2 separate regions of the Homo sapiens genome follow, and region 1 is linked to region 2. The links are chromatin contacts, found by Hi-C or POLR2A ChIA-PET in ENCODE. All regions are on one chromosome and are shown on one strand. The core of a region is the stretch at or near the end of the contact, and the rest is flanking DNA. Distances in the headings are between cores, read along the strand shown.

Evidence for each region. A loop is a pair of places that touch in the nucleus more often than their neighbours do. ChIA-PET counts read pairs that join two places held with the same protein, here RNA polymerase II (POLR2A). Pooled maps may share reads with other maps.
Region 1: a loop to region 2 is called in a pooled map, with 2.8 times the contacts of the local background. The contact joins the enhancer-like site here to the promoter of TP53BP2 in region 2. A Hi-C loop is called at or near these places in 4 of 50 pooled maps. POLR2A ChIA-PET finds 5 or more read pairs at or near these places in 2 of 52 experiments (PC-9 and naive thymus-derived CD8-positive, alpha-beta T cell).

Annotation. Positions count from the first base shown.
Region 1 is chr1:224,452,505-224,459,212 of GRCh38, reverse strand. It overlaps a transcript of CNIH3 not described here. Among named protein-coding and RNA genes, the nearest start is that of WDR26, 21 kb to the right of the region's middle. Within about 2 kb of position 2,237, at least 32 of the 41 ENCODE cell types and tissues checked have a DNase peak (open chromatin) inside an H3K27ac peak, as active enhancers do; they include PC-9, where a contact is called at or near this core.
Region 2 is chr1:223,841,749-223,848,130 of GRCh38, reverse strand. It overlaps TP53BP2 (tumor protein p53 binding protein 2), which reads left to right and starts at 2,184. Exons shown (of 18, transcript NM_001031685.3): 1 at 2,184-2,477. The coding sequence starts at 2,451. RefSeq lists a silencer at 2,047-2,356.

The DNA of each region.
Region 1 (6,708 bases), core at 988-3,487, 610 kb before region 2:
CTGCTGAAGACTTGATCTAAGCAGTAGAAGGAAGAAAGAGGGGAAGGCAAAGAGAGGGGCCCTGGATGTCCTAGAAGATAAAAGCCAGGCTACCAGAGAGGAAGTCAGGTGTTTGGCCATTTGGAGTCAAACAGATAATAGACACTGGAACCAATCCTGGGATGGCATTTAGGCACCTTGGAGGGTGTGCCCTAAGAGAGCTGATCACTGGAGCTGAACAGGGCCTCTGGGTACAAGGACCACATAACAGTATGGTGCTTAAATTTTCCCCTTTTCTTGAAAAGTTGCTGCAAAGCGCTCCCCTCCTAAGTTCTGGCCCCGTCTTTCCGGGACTGTATTAGAAGTGCAAGCAGGGCCTCTCCTAACTGTGGACCAAACAGGCACTGGGAGACCCCACTGACACTTTCCCTGAATACCTCGCATCTTCCTCTGAGCACTCAGCTACCCAGTGTGTCTGATACCCATGGTGATTTGGGTATGTGGGTGGATCCAAGCAAGACAAAAGTTTGCTGTTCCTGAACACACACTTGAAAAGTGGTAAGGTCTCAACAAATTCATAAAAGTGAGTTCAGTATGTTATCATTAGGGGGAGTAGTAGGAAAGTGGTAGGAGGTCTGTTCAACAGTGGAAGGTTGGAATCAGACAGTAACAGCCACAGAGAAGGTAGTCAAAGGGTGGTTGCTGTCATCAGACCAGGCTCTCCTGCCCACCAACCGCAGGCCACAATCCCAGCCCTTCTCTCTGATGTCAGGAGCTGGGGAGCATCTGCCTTGCCAAGCCTTGTGCGATCGGCTCCTGGCAGCCTCACACCTGGTAGGATGAGGGACGGGGAGTGAGCCAGAGCCCCTCTGCTAAGCATAACTTTGGTAAGTGGGCAGCCTGCCCCTGAAGAATCAATACTGACAGAGCACTGCTGCCTTCCCTGCTGACCACACAGGGACTACGGGACCTTTCTCGGCTTTGGCACCCTAGCCACACGATGCCCCAGAACCAGTTTCTACTCAGCTCTGGGCTCTCCCACCACTGTCAGTGAATGAGATCAGAGTGAATCCAGCCGTACGTCACTCCTTAATACATTCAAAAGCACAGAGGACGTCCCTGGATGCAAAATCAGGAGAGGGTAGGAGCCCTGGAAGGGAATATCCTGCCCAAGTGCAGTACTTCACTATAATTATTACAGTAATACACTATTTCTGTTTAAGACCATTTCAAAGGGCACTAACTGGCATAAAGTAAAATAAGTCTGCTTCCTCCCCACACCTAGCTGCACTCTCTAGGGACCACCATGTATAGCTTCTGGTATACCTTTCAGAAATTTTCTATCCTAGTGTATTCTGTTGAATGCATGTGCAAGGATTTTACTTATAGATCATTCAACTAACAATAATCACTAATTTATAAAATGCATATTATTGACACTGACATTGGAGGTGGAAAAACAACTAAAAATGATAAAAGTGAACGTTTAATTCTTCCAGAGTGCAGTTTTTGAAATGACCACCAGGTGTCAGAGTTATCAACAGTAATCCCCAAATTACGACTGGAAAGTTACAAGAACAGAAAAGTGCCTGGCTGGAAATGAGACCGCGAGATTCCTCCCTTAACAGGATTCCTTGGCCCTTTGGCCCAATATTTCGTCTACTTAGTGTTGCAGGGAGGGAGGAAGGGAAGCTACAGACAAAAAAAAAAAAAAAAAAAAAATCCCCAGACCACAGATTCCCATTCAGTTGGGTACCCTTTGATCTTTAGAGAAGCTCTGTGAAAGCACTGTTAAATTTTACATGGGAAATGTAAAGGCTAGGCAGAGTCAGTCCTCCTACAGCTGCAAGGCTACTTTTGGAAGCCAGAGCTATCTCCTTCCTTCAGTAGGGGCGGAGAACAGAAGAGGACACGGACACACACACACACACACACACACACACACACACACACACACAGAGAGAGAGAGGAGGGCTCAGCTACGGCCATCCTTGTTTTAAAAGGGAAAATCCAATTCTGTTTGTAGGAGCACCTCCTAGTTTACCACCACCATCTCTTACTCACTTCCCACTGACTCCTCACATGCACTTCCTCTACCAGGCCTGACCTGCCTGCTGTCCTGAGCTGCTGACCTAGAAACATTCGACCTCCATGCTTGAGAGCAGGGTGTGGACCGTCTCCCCTCGCCACATCCAGGCTGTCGTCCAGGGGCAGTTACACCACCCTTCCTCCAGGGCAGAGGCCTGAGCGGGGTGGCCTTGCTGCTCCCACGCCCTGGCACCACATGCCTAGCTCTTGTAGAGCCAACATACCATGGAGGGCTCCAGGCGACTCCCACACAAGCCTCTTCCTGTATCTTCTTGGATCACTGATACCTGCACTGGCAGACCAGGAGAGTGAAGCAGTTACGACAAGGCCTTGTGCAAGGAGGGCACGAGAATGGCACAAGTGGCTGCAGAGTGAGCTAATGTCTTCCCTGGGAGGGCACAGCTGAAGAGTGTCAAAAAGACAGGGGGAATCTTTGGCCGGGCACAGTGGCTCATGCCTGTAATCCCGGCACTTTCGGAGGCCGAGGTGGGAGGATCTCATGAGGCCAGGGGTTTGAGACCAGCCTGAGCAACACGGTACAATCCTATCTCTACAAAAAATACAAAAATTAGCTGGGTGTGGTGGCACGCACTTATTGTCCCAACTGCTTGGGAAGCTGAGGTGGGAGGATGGCTCGAGCCCGGGAGGTCCAGGCTACTGTGAGCCGTGACTGCACCACCGCACTCCAGCCCAGGCAACAAAGTGAGACCCTGTCTCCAAAAAACACTTAAAGAAAGAAAAGAAAGGGGAATCTTTACATGTCCCATTGGCACTTGTCTAGGCTGCTCCCTGGACCACATCTCATGTCTGAGCTATGGGGCTAGGGAAGGGATCAGACAGGATTCAGACCCCCTACACACTGGAGCTTTTTGTGGATGGAACGTTGCTATGCAGAACAATGCAGAGCTTGTGAAAAGAAGCAGGAGGTGGTGTGAGGAGAGGGGAGCAGGGAAGAAAAGAGTGCCCTCTTCATGGACCATATTATGCATGTTTCAATCCTACTTGAGATGTGACTTCCACGATTTCTGACAGATTAAGGTGACCTTTTTATGTGAGTTGAGTAACCACATCTGCTAAACTGGCACATCCCATATTCACCACATGAAGCAACAGTAATTACTTTAGTCACTATACACTTTAAATGCTATATATAGAGAATTTAAAATGATACACCTGTGGTGCCACAAATATAATGTCAGTTATTATTAAAACACTGGTAGTATTCATATTCAATATGACAATACACTATGTTTGATGTTTCAAACATAAGGTTCAAGCCAAATGCTTCATATAAAAATATCAAGGGGTAAAACAATGTTTATACCTGGACCACCATTCATTTACCATGACTGATATAGTAACTGTTGCTTTAATGTGGCCGACACAGGTTTGGCAACTGAGATTTTCCTCCATTATCTTATAACACATAAGGGGTACAGAACAGAAAGAACCTCTCATAATGCTATTCCTATTATATCCCCTTCCTGAGTAGGGTCAGACTAAGCCTTGGGCAGGGACCACCCAGCATCACCCTCATCTACACTGGGTGTGTCTACCTCAAGGAAGGGTTAATAATGGGCCTCCCCTCTGGGCACTGAACTCACTGTTTGGTGACATTTGGATAATCCTGGGTCTACTAGATTCCTGGTAAGTCAAAGAACATTCCAAACCTCTCCAAAGTCTTCCTATCAGTCACAAGTTCTACTTCATTAGGCCATTCAGATGGTAAGGGTTTCACAAGGCCAAGACAGACTTCACTGGTCTATGTGTATCCTGAGGATGGGGTGGTGAGAGGAGGAGGAGGGTGGATTCAGGCCCCCACCTCACTCATTCAAATACAGATGGTCCCTGACCTATGATGGTTCAGCTTACAATTTTTCAACTTTATGATGGTGTGAAAGCAATACACATTCAGTAGAAACCATACTTTGAGTACCCATACAACCATTCTGTTTTTTTACTTTCTGTACAGTATTCAATTACATAATATTCGACATTATTATATAATAGGCTTTGTGTTAGATGATTTTGCCCAACTGTAGGCTACTGTAGTGTTCTGAGCACGTTTAAGGTAGGCTAGGCTAAGCTATGAAGTTCTGTAGGTTAGGTGGATTAAATGCATTTTCGACTTACAATATTTTCTACTTACAATGGGTTTATTGAGATACAAACCTACTGAAAGTCAAGGAGCATCTCTGTACCTGCTTGCCACCACCCCCTCCAGGTTATTCATGCTTTAAGTAGGTGAGTCAGAGGAGGTGGGTGGTTATATTTGGTTTTGCCATGTGTATGGTATCCTAATGACAGTGACTCCTCCCTCTAGTTAATCCTTCCACAAGCGACTCCACCTCCAAGCCCTGCACTCAGCCAGGTAAAATGCCTAACTGAAAATCTCCGGTCTCTTCACCAGTACCAGAGGCCGATTCTCTTCTAGAAAGCAAGGAAGGAAATCATTGATGTGAACACAGAAGCAGAAGACTTTCTGAGCCAGTCACGAGCTTGGGTGCAGAGTGAGGCCAAGCTCAGACAGGTCACTGACCATAATTATCCCTCCCATAAGGGCAGCCTTCCTCACCTGCAGCCACGCAGCTTCTGAGGCAGTGACAAATAGCTGTGCCTGTCGAAACTACAGAGGAAACATTCCTCACCAGGTCTCTCAGTCCAAGCTTCAGGGACGGGACCAGAAATGTAAACAGACTACACCAATAGAAACAAGAGAGAACTGGTTCTCCTGCTCTCTGGATGGTTTATGACATTTCAATTATGTTCAACACAATATAGTTGAATTATTTTTAACCTTACCAAGCCTCCTAGCTTTGCAAAAGAAATATTAGTTGATAGAGTGGAAGGACAGCTAGAAGCAGAGATCTGAAAAAAAAAAAAAAAAACTTACTAGTAGAAATGAGCCTGTAAATGATACTACTCACAATATTGGGTAGATAAAGCATAGCACCTTTTACTCAAGGAACCATGAGTAAGGGACATTTTGGGTGTTGCTTATTTGTAATTTACTTCTTAGAATAATATAGTGCGTTTTCTTCAAGCAGTTTTGCTGTTATTTCAGCAAACGGAAGAGAGGAAACCTCAGTTCTAATTTCCCCAGTAGCTGTGCTGTCATGATTACCATCCTACTAGAACAGTTCAAGATAATTCTGCCTAAAGTTAAGACAGAGATTCTTAATGCGCAATCTTTTGGACAATATGACTAGTGTCTAAACAAACTGATCTCGGGTTTTAATAGTTCTGTTGAGGGGAGGGAGGATAAAGAAGGGTCCCATTTCTTCTCTTTGTTTCACTTTTCTTCTCCCCTCAATGCTATGAAAATCTTTCAAAACTTGTCAAAGGTAGCAGGGCACCTGTAGTCCCAGCCATGAAGGAGGCTGAGGCAGAAGGATGGCTTGATCCCACAATTTTGAGGCTGTAGTACACTTTGATCATGCCTATGAATAGCCTGCACTCTGCATTCCAGTCTGGGCAATATAACAAGAACCCATCTCTAAAAATTAAAAAAAAAAAAAATCCCACCTTGTCAAAGGCATGCAACAACCTCACAGTGAAATATCCAAAGTTCTTCTGATTATGGTGTTAGAACTTAGCATAAGAGTTGCAACTTCCAGTGACTACAGGTGCCAAATAGATTTGTTTCATAGTATCATGAAGCCAGGTAGAGTGGCTCACGTCTGTAACCCCAACACTTTGGGAGGCCAAAGTGGGAGGATCACTTGAGCCTAGGAGTTCAAGACCAGCCTGGGCAACACTGTGAGAAACCGTTTCTACAAAAAAAAAGAAAAAAGAAAAAATGGCCAGGCATGGTGGCTCATGTCTGTGGACCCAGCTACTCAGGAGGGCGAAGCTGGAAGGACTGGAAGATGGGTTGAGCCCAGGAAGTCGAGGCTGCAGTGAGCCATGATCACACCACTGCACTCCAGCCTGGATGACAGAGACAGACTGTCTCTCTAAAATAAAAATATATATACACACAATATATATATTATATGTGTATATAATACATATAATTTTTTTTTGAGATGGAGTCTCTTTCTGTTGCCCAGGCTGGAGTGCAATGGCGTGATCTCAGCTCACTGCAACCTCTGCCTCCTGGGTTCAAGTGATTCTCCTGCCTCAGCCTTCCCGAGTAGCTGGGATTACAGGCATGCGCCACCAAAACCGGCTAATTTTGTATTTTTAGTAGAGACGGGGTTTCTCCATATTGGTCAGGCTGGTCTTGAACTTCTGACCTCAGATCATCTGCCCGCCTCAGCCTCCCAAAGTGCTGGGATTACAGGCACGAGCCACCGCACCTGGCCATAATCTTAAGCTATCTTCTTTTGGCCCTGAAACCCTTTTTTTTTTTTTTTTTTTTTGAGACAGAGTTTCGCTCTGTTGCCCAGGCTGGAGTGCAGTGGCGCGATCTCGGCTCACTGCAAGCTCTGCCTCCCAGGTTCATGCCATTCTCCTGCCTCAGCCTCCCGAGTAGCTGGGACTACAGGTGCCCATCACCACACCTGGCTAATGTTTTTGTATTTTTAGTAGAGACGGGGTTTCACCGTGTTAGCCAGGATGGTCTCAATCTCCTGACCTTGTGATCCGCCCACCTTGGCCTCCCAAAGTGCTGGGATTACAGGTGTGAGCCACCGTGCC
Region 2 (6,382 bases), core at 935-3,434:
CTTGGCTTATCACAAGAGTTTCTTACTGTTCTCTGTTGACTTTCAGTTTTCCACAGCAGCTCTTAAAATATGTCAGCTGACATCACTCTTCTGTTCAAAACCTTTCCATAACTCCCCATTTCACTCAGAGCAAAGGTAAAGTCCTTAGAATAGCCTACAAGGCCCTCCTTGTCTGGCCCTTCATATCACTCCATCTCATCTCCTACTACTCTCCCCTCATCGTCTGCTCCAGCTATCTTAGCCTCCTTGATGGTCCCAGAATTTGCCAGGCAGGCTCCCATATCAGGCCTTAGCGTTGGCTGTTCCCTCTGCCTGGAAATCTTCCTTCATATTTGTGGAGTTCACACCCTCATTTCCTTCAAGACTGTGCTCACACACCGCCTTTTCAGTGAGGCTTACCTTGACCACCATATTTAAAGTTGCACCTGTACACCTTATCCCCTTCTCTTACCTTATTCTATTTTTTTCACAATAACTACACTTGTCTTTTGAACTTTTTGTTCATTGATGTATCCCTAGGACTTAGAAGAATATCTACCAAGTGGCAGGTATTTAATAAATATTTACTGAATGAGGGATGAATTTATTTTGCTTAACTCAGTATAACCCTCTTAAGAAAACAAGACTATAAACCAGATTTTTTGAGAACGTTAAATTCTTTTTTTTTTTTTCAGATGGAGTTTCACTCTCGTTGCCCAGGCTGAAGTGCAGTGGGGTGATCTCTGCTCATTGCAACCTCCGCTTCCCAGGTTCAAGAGATTCTCCTGCCTCAGCCTCCCGAGTAGCTGGCATTACAGGCATGCGCCACCATGCCCGGCTAATTTTTATATTTTTAGTAGAGACAAGGGTTTCACCACGTGGCCAGGCTGGTCTCGAACTCCTGACCTCAGGTGATCTGCCCGCCTCGGCCTCCCAAAGTGCTGGGATTACAGGCGTGAGCCACTGCGCCCGGGCGAGAACGTTAAATTCTAGTTGAATTAACCGTAATTTAGTATTTCCAGATACAGTATCTGGGATGGTGCAATAGGGAGTTCGATGGAGATTCTGGTAAGGGATATGGTGGGCTAAGAAAGAATTGTCTGTTCTTGATACTAGATAAACCCAGGGGATTTACCCCACTTCAGGTTCTAGAATCATGTATAAAGGCAGAGAAAAGTGATTCTGAGTGAACTTGCACTGACAACTTACTAGAACAAAGCTTCCTGGAGTTAGGGTTCCCGCAGTATGTGTCTCTCTGGAAGGTGGAATAAAAGCCTGAACCCGCTCTGCTACTCTTTGGAAGGCAGCCCTGCCATTTCCCTAGGCCTTGGCCTCCCTCCCTGGAAAAGGATGGTATCCACCGGCTCCCCGTATCGGAGGCTGTTTGCAGGGTGTTCCCAGCACCCCCCAGGGAAGCTCCTCAGAATGCTGCCTGACACATTTTTACAAAATTTATTTTTATTGTGGTAAAACATACACAACATAAAAGTTATCCCTTTATCCAGTTTGCGGTGTACGTTTGTTAACCTTACAGCAAGTAACACATGAGTTTTAAATTAGAATTTGGACAACGGCAAATGAGATGAAAGGCGAACAATCCGAAAGCCGGATCACTGAGGAGCTCTGGGAACGCGCCGCGAGCTGAAGCCACACGGGGAACTCCATTTTGTCGGGACAGGGTCGGTCCTGGCCGCCTCCAGGGAGTCGGGTAGTTTCCGCGGCGTGGCCCGGGCCTCCCCTGAAGTCCGTCCGCCTCTCTCCGCCTGGCCCAGCGGCGCGGCCGCCGGAGGACTCTGTCCACGCGCCCAACGTCGGGCGCCCTGTTCTGAAGGCAAAGGGTCCCCTGCCTCGCACGACTCGGAGCCGCCGAGGAGGTGACGGCGGCAGCCCTGGGGCGGCTCGGTGCCATTCACTACCATCCTGTTTTCCTGAGGCGCGGCCTTCCAATTGCCCCGGCTCCGCTAGGAGGCGCGCGCTCCAGCCGCTCCGCCGCGCGGCCCCGACCGCACTTCAGTCCGGGGCGAAGAAAGAAAAGGCGGCCGGCTCCCGCCGCTCCCCGTCTACCCAGCCGGGCCCGCGCAGGCGCGCGCAGCTCCCGTTCCCGCGGCCGCCCCTCCCCCAGGCCGCCGGGCGCGCCGCGGGCGGGGTCGGCGCGGGGGGCGGAGCCGGCACGGGCTCGGCTGGGGCCCGACCCGGGATTAGTTGGTTTCGGAGCGGAGGAGGGAGCCCCGACCGTCACGAGCGTCGAAGAGACAAAGCCGCGTCAGGGGGCCCGGCCGGGGCGGGGGAGCCCGGGGCTTGTTGGTGCCCCAGCCCGCGCGGAGGGCCCTTCGGACCCGCGCGCCGCCGCTGCCGCCGCCGCCGCCTCGCAACAGGTCCGGGCGGCCTCGCTCTCCGCTCCCCTCCCCCGCATCCGCGACCCTCCGGGGCACCTCAGCTCGGCCGGGGCCGCAGTCTGGCCACCCGCTTCCATGCGGTTCGGGTCCAAGATGATGCCGGTAAGTGGGCGAGCGGCCAGGGCGTCGGGCCCGGAAGTGTGCGGGGTCGCGTGCCGGGGGCTGGTCCGCGCCCTCGGGCGCGTCGGGGAAGGAGCCTGGGGGCCGCAGCCCGCGCGGAGGGGCCGGGGCTTTCCGAGCTTCGAGCGGGTTTCAGGAAGGGGAGGCTCCATCCTCTGGGCTCTGCGCCCACAGCCGTCGTGGGGGCGCGGCGAGACCCTAACCTCGAGGCGGGTTCCTCCAGCTGCTCCGGAGTCAGGCGAGCCGCCCGCGAGCCCAGCAGCCACTCAAACTTTTCGTCTTTCACTGGGTCTTGACTTTTTTGCAGTTCTTGAAGGTCAAGAATACGGGAACCGGGGACCTTGTTCTTTGCTGTGTCTTTTTACTTTTTACTGGAGTGAAACATACGTTACTGGAACGGGTACCTTTGCTTTGTTTTTAATTGAATTTCGATCTTGATATCCACAGTAGCAGCTAAGTCACCCTTACCTCTTTGTGGAAAGGGGTTTTGGTAAATGCAATCTCGGAAGTTTTAGATTGCAGGAAAGCGTACGTGCCTGGCTCCCTTCGTTTCCCACAGCTTTTAGCAAGACCTCCGGAGAGGATTAGTGCCTTCTTTAGGAGCTCCGCAGGCTTTTGACACGGCCACCAGGCCACAGATGAACAGCAGGTTTGAGACATTTCAGAAATGTCTCTGTCATTCAGCGATCGCGGAATGGAGGTTTGCGGTGTGTTGCGGTGGCTTCTGCAGACTTCAGTAGCGAGTTTCTTCGTGGAAGTTGTATTTGCACCTCTCCCACTGAAGTGGGGACATCTTGCAGGCATCCTATGCTTGTGGCTCCATTTGTTCAGACAAAGAAACAAAAAGCTTTTACTTTTATGAAGTCTGTGGAATGGAGTGATGACAAAGTTTGCAGTCATACATACAGAGTATAATATGCTGTTCCCTGGCCCCCTGCTTGTGTCATGGAGGGCGTCCCAAACTCTCACTGGGTCGACTTAACAATTCACTAGAATTAGTAATTGGGTTTAGAGGGTTTGGGATATTTTGTCCTGCCAGGATTCAAGGAATTTGAAAGTATTAATAGCATTATGCATCTTATTTTAGTTTAATGCCTGGTTATGAAATCAGGTTTGTAGTGTGAATACCCAATATTGAAATAATGGACCATAGATAAGGGTGATGGATTTTGCTGTTAAGATTTTTATTTCCTGGATTTACATTTCTTTGTGTTGAAGTAACTTGTACGGATTGTCTGTGAATTTTTCCTAACAGTAGGAGCAAGAGAAACACGTATCAGTTGTTGCTATATGGTTTCTTCCTTGTTTTTTGTCAAGGTATCCTTTGGAGATACCCTACCAAGGTATCCGTTGTGTAGCCGAATTCATAAAACGTTATGTGGCTCTTGAGACTATATTCAATTTAGCAGTATGGTTCTTCTGATTGCCTTTCTGATGTCAGAATACAATCCTAACACAGACTCAGTGTGGTATGATGGCACTTACACCAGCTTTGAAGTCAGACTAACACTTCAGTATTGCTCAGCTACTACCTTTAGTGACGTAGCCACTTAAAAAAAACTTGTCCCTCAGTTTCATCATCTGTAAAATGGGGATAATAGTACTCAGCTCTTAGGGTGGTTTGAGGATTAGAGTTATGTTTATGAAGGAAGTGTGATTAGTACAGTGTCTAGCTTGCAATAGGCGGTAGATAAACGCCTCTGAATTTCCAATGTTGGTTAAAGTGGAGATTCTCAGATTTGTGATATATAAAAATATGAAATAATTTTTCATTTAGTAGACTCATGTTATATGTGTCTTTATACTGTAATATTTTGGATATTTGAAAATAAAACTTTTATTAAGTATATTTCTCATCTTTGGCTTTTCATATGCTTGGATTTTTATTCCAACATAAATGTAATTTTGTTACATTGCTTTGGAAAATTCTAACCAATTTATCAGGAAAAGCCATTTAGTGTAAAAAAATGGATAGTCTCAGAATGTAGACAATTGCCTTGATGTACTTTTATTGTGGTAAAATATACATAAAATAAAATATGCCATTTTAACTATATTTAAGTGTACAGTTCTGTGGCATTAGGTACAACCCTTGATTTGCTTTTAAAGGCATTCTGAAGATAATGGTTTACTATTTAGACTGCATTATATTAAAAATGTGCAAATAGGCCAGGAGCGGTGGCTCATGCCTGTAATCTCAGCACTTTGGGAGGTCGAGGCGGGCGGATCACGAGGTCAAGAGATTGAGACCCTCCTGGCCAACATGGTGAAACCTCGTCTCTACTAAAAATACAAAAATTAGCTGGGTGTGGTGGCGTGCGCCTGTAGTCCCAGCTACTCGGGAGGCTGAGGCAAAATTGCTTGAACCCTGGAGGTGGAGGTTGCAGTGAGCCGAGATGGCACCACTGTACTCCAGCCTGGTAACTAAGAGTGACTCCATAAAAAAAAAAAAAAGTGCAAATAAATTGTGTTCATGTGTTTTCTCACCAAATGGTACAGGATCAAGTGGTTTTCTTTTATGTGGGACATGAAGTGATAATTGGATCCAAAACCAAAAGTGGAAGATGTATTTTAGAAGGCTAACTAAAAATAAGTAGCAAGCTCTGCAAATCACAGTAGAGATAATGATAGGGTACTGCAGAAATGGGATTGATAATTACTCTCACTTTCAGATACCTGCCATTGTTAGTATCTCTAGTTCTATGATATTTCCACAACTTGCCGAGGAGAAACTGGTTTTACTTTCATACTTGACATCTTTTTCCTGATGAAAGAAGAGATTATTTGCACTTTGAGAGTTTGGCTTTTTAGTGATCCGCATGTTGTATTTGATTTTCATGTAAAGGGAGGCAGTTACCAAAAGCAAAAATTCTTAGTCGTTTGAAAATTACATTAGATATCTTTTATTCACTACTTTGATTTTGTGAAGTGTTATGCTCAAAACAAAAATGTGTTCTTAAGAAAGAGCTTGGCTAACTCTAAAAGCTACTCTCTGCTCTTTTCAGCTGATAGTTTCATAAAAATTTTTGTTTGTACCTGCTGTTGAAATAATAAATTTTAAAAAATTATTTACAAAACTACACAGTATTTGGTAGTGCCACCTGGAAGACCAGAAGGCTTGAATTTGCCTGTCACTTGGTCATTGGAGATGCTGTATATTTGGCATGAATGTCCAGCTGTAATGGAAATGCTCTGTATCTTTGCTGTCCAGCATGGCAGTCACCAGCCACATGTGGCTACTGCACTTCAAATGTGGCCAAGGGAACTGAAGAACTGAACCTGAGTTAATTTTAATTATATTTAAATAGCCACATGCCTGGTGGCTACTGTATGACAATGCAGTCAAACCGATGTCATCATATAGCCCTTATATAGATGGTTTTAAGAAAATAATAGCTGGGCCGGGCACGGTGGCTACGCCTGTAATCCCAGCACTTTGGGAGGCCGAGGTGGGTGGATCACGAGGTCAGGAGTTTGAGACCAGCCTGACCAACATGGTGAAACCCCATCTCTACCAAAAATACAAAAATTAGCTGGGCGTGGTGGCGTGTGCCTGTAATCCCAGCTACTCAGGAGGCTGAGGCAGGAGAATCTTGAACCCTAGAGGCGGAGGTTGCAGTGAGCCGAGATCGCGAATCTTGAACCCTTGAGGCGGAGGTTGCAGTGAGCCATTGCATTCTAGCCTGGGGGACAGAGCGAGACTGTCTCAAAAAAAAAAAAAAAGAAAGAGAAAGTAATGGCTTATTTTAAAAAGCTCAGTTGAAGTGATCATAGTTTAATTCCTAAGTTTATGGCATTTTATCTTTCAGTGCTGCAGAGGCATAATTATTTCTAGTTATTTCATGATGCTGCAGAATAAAATTTGAGCTTCTAATTTTGAGGGTCTA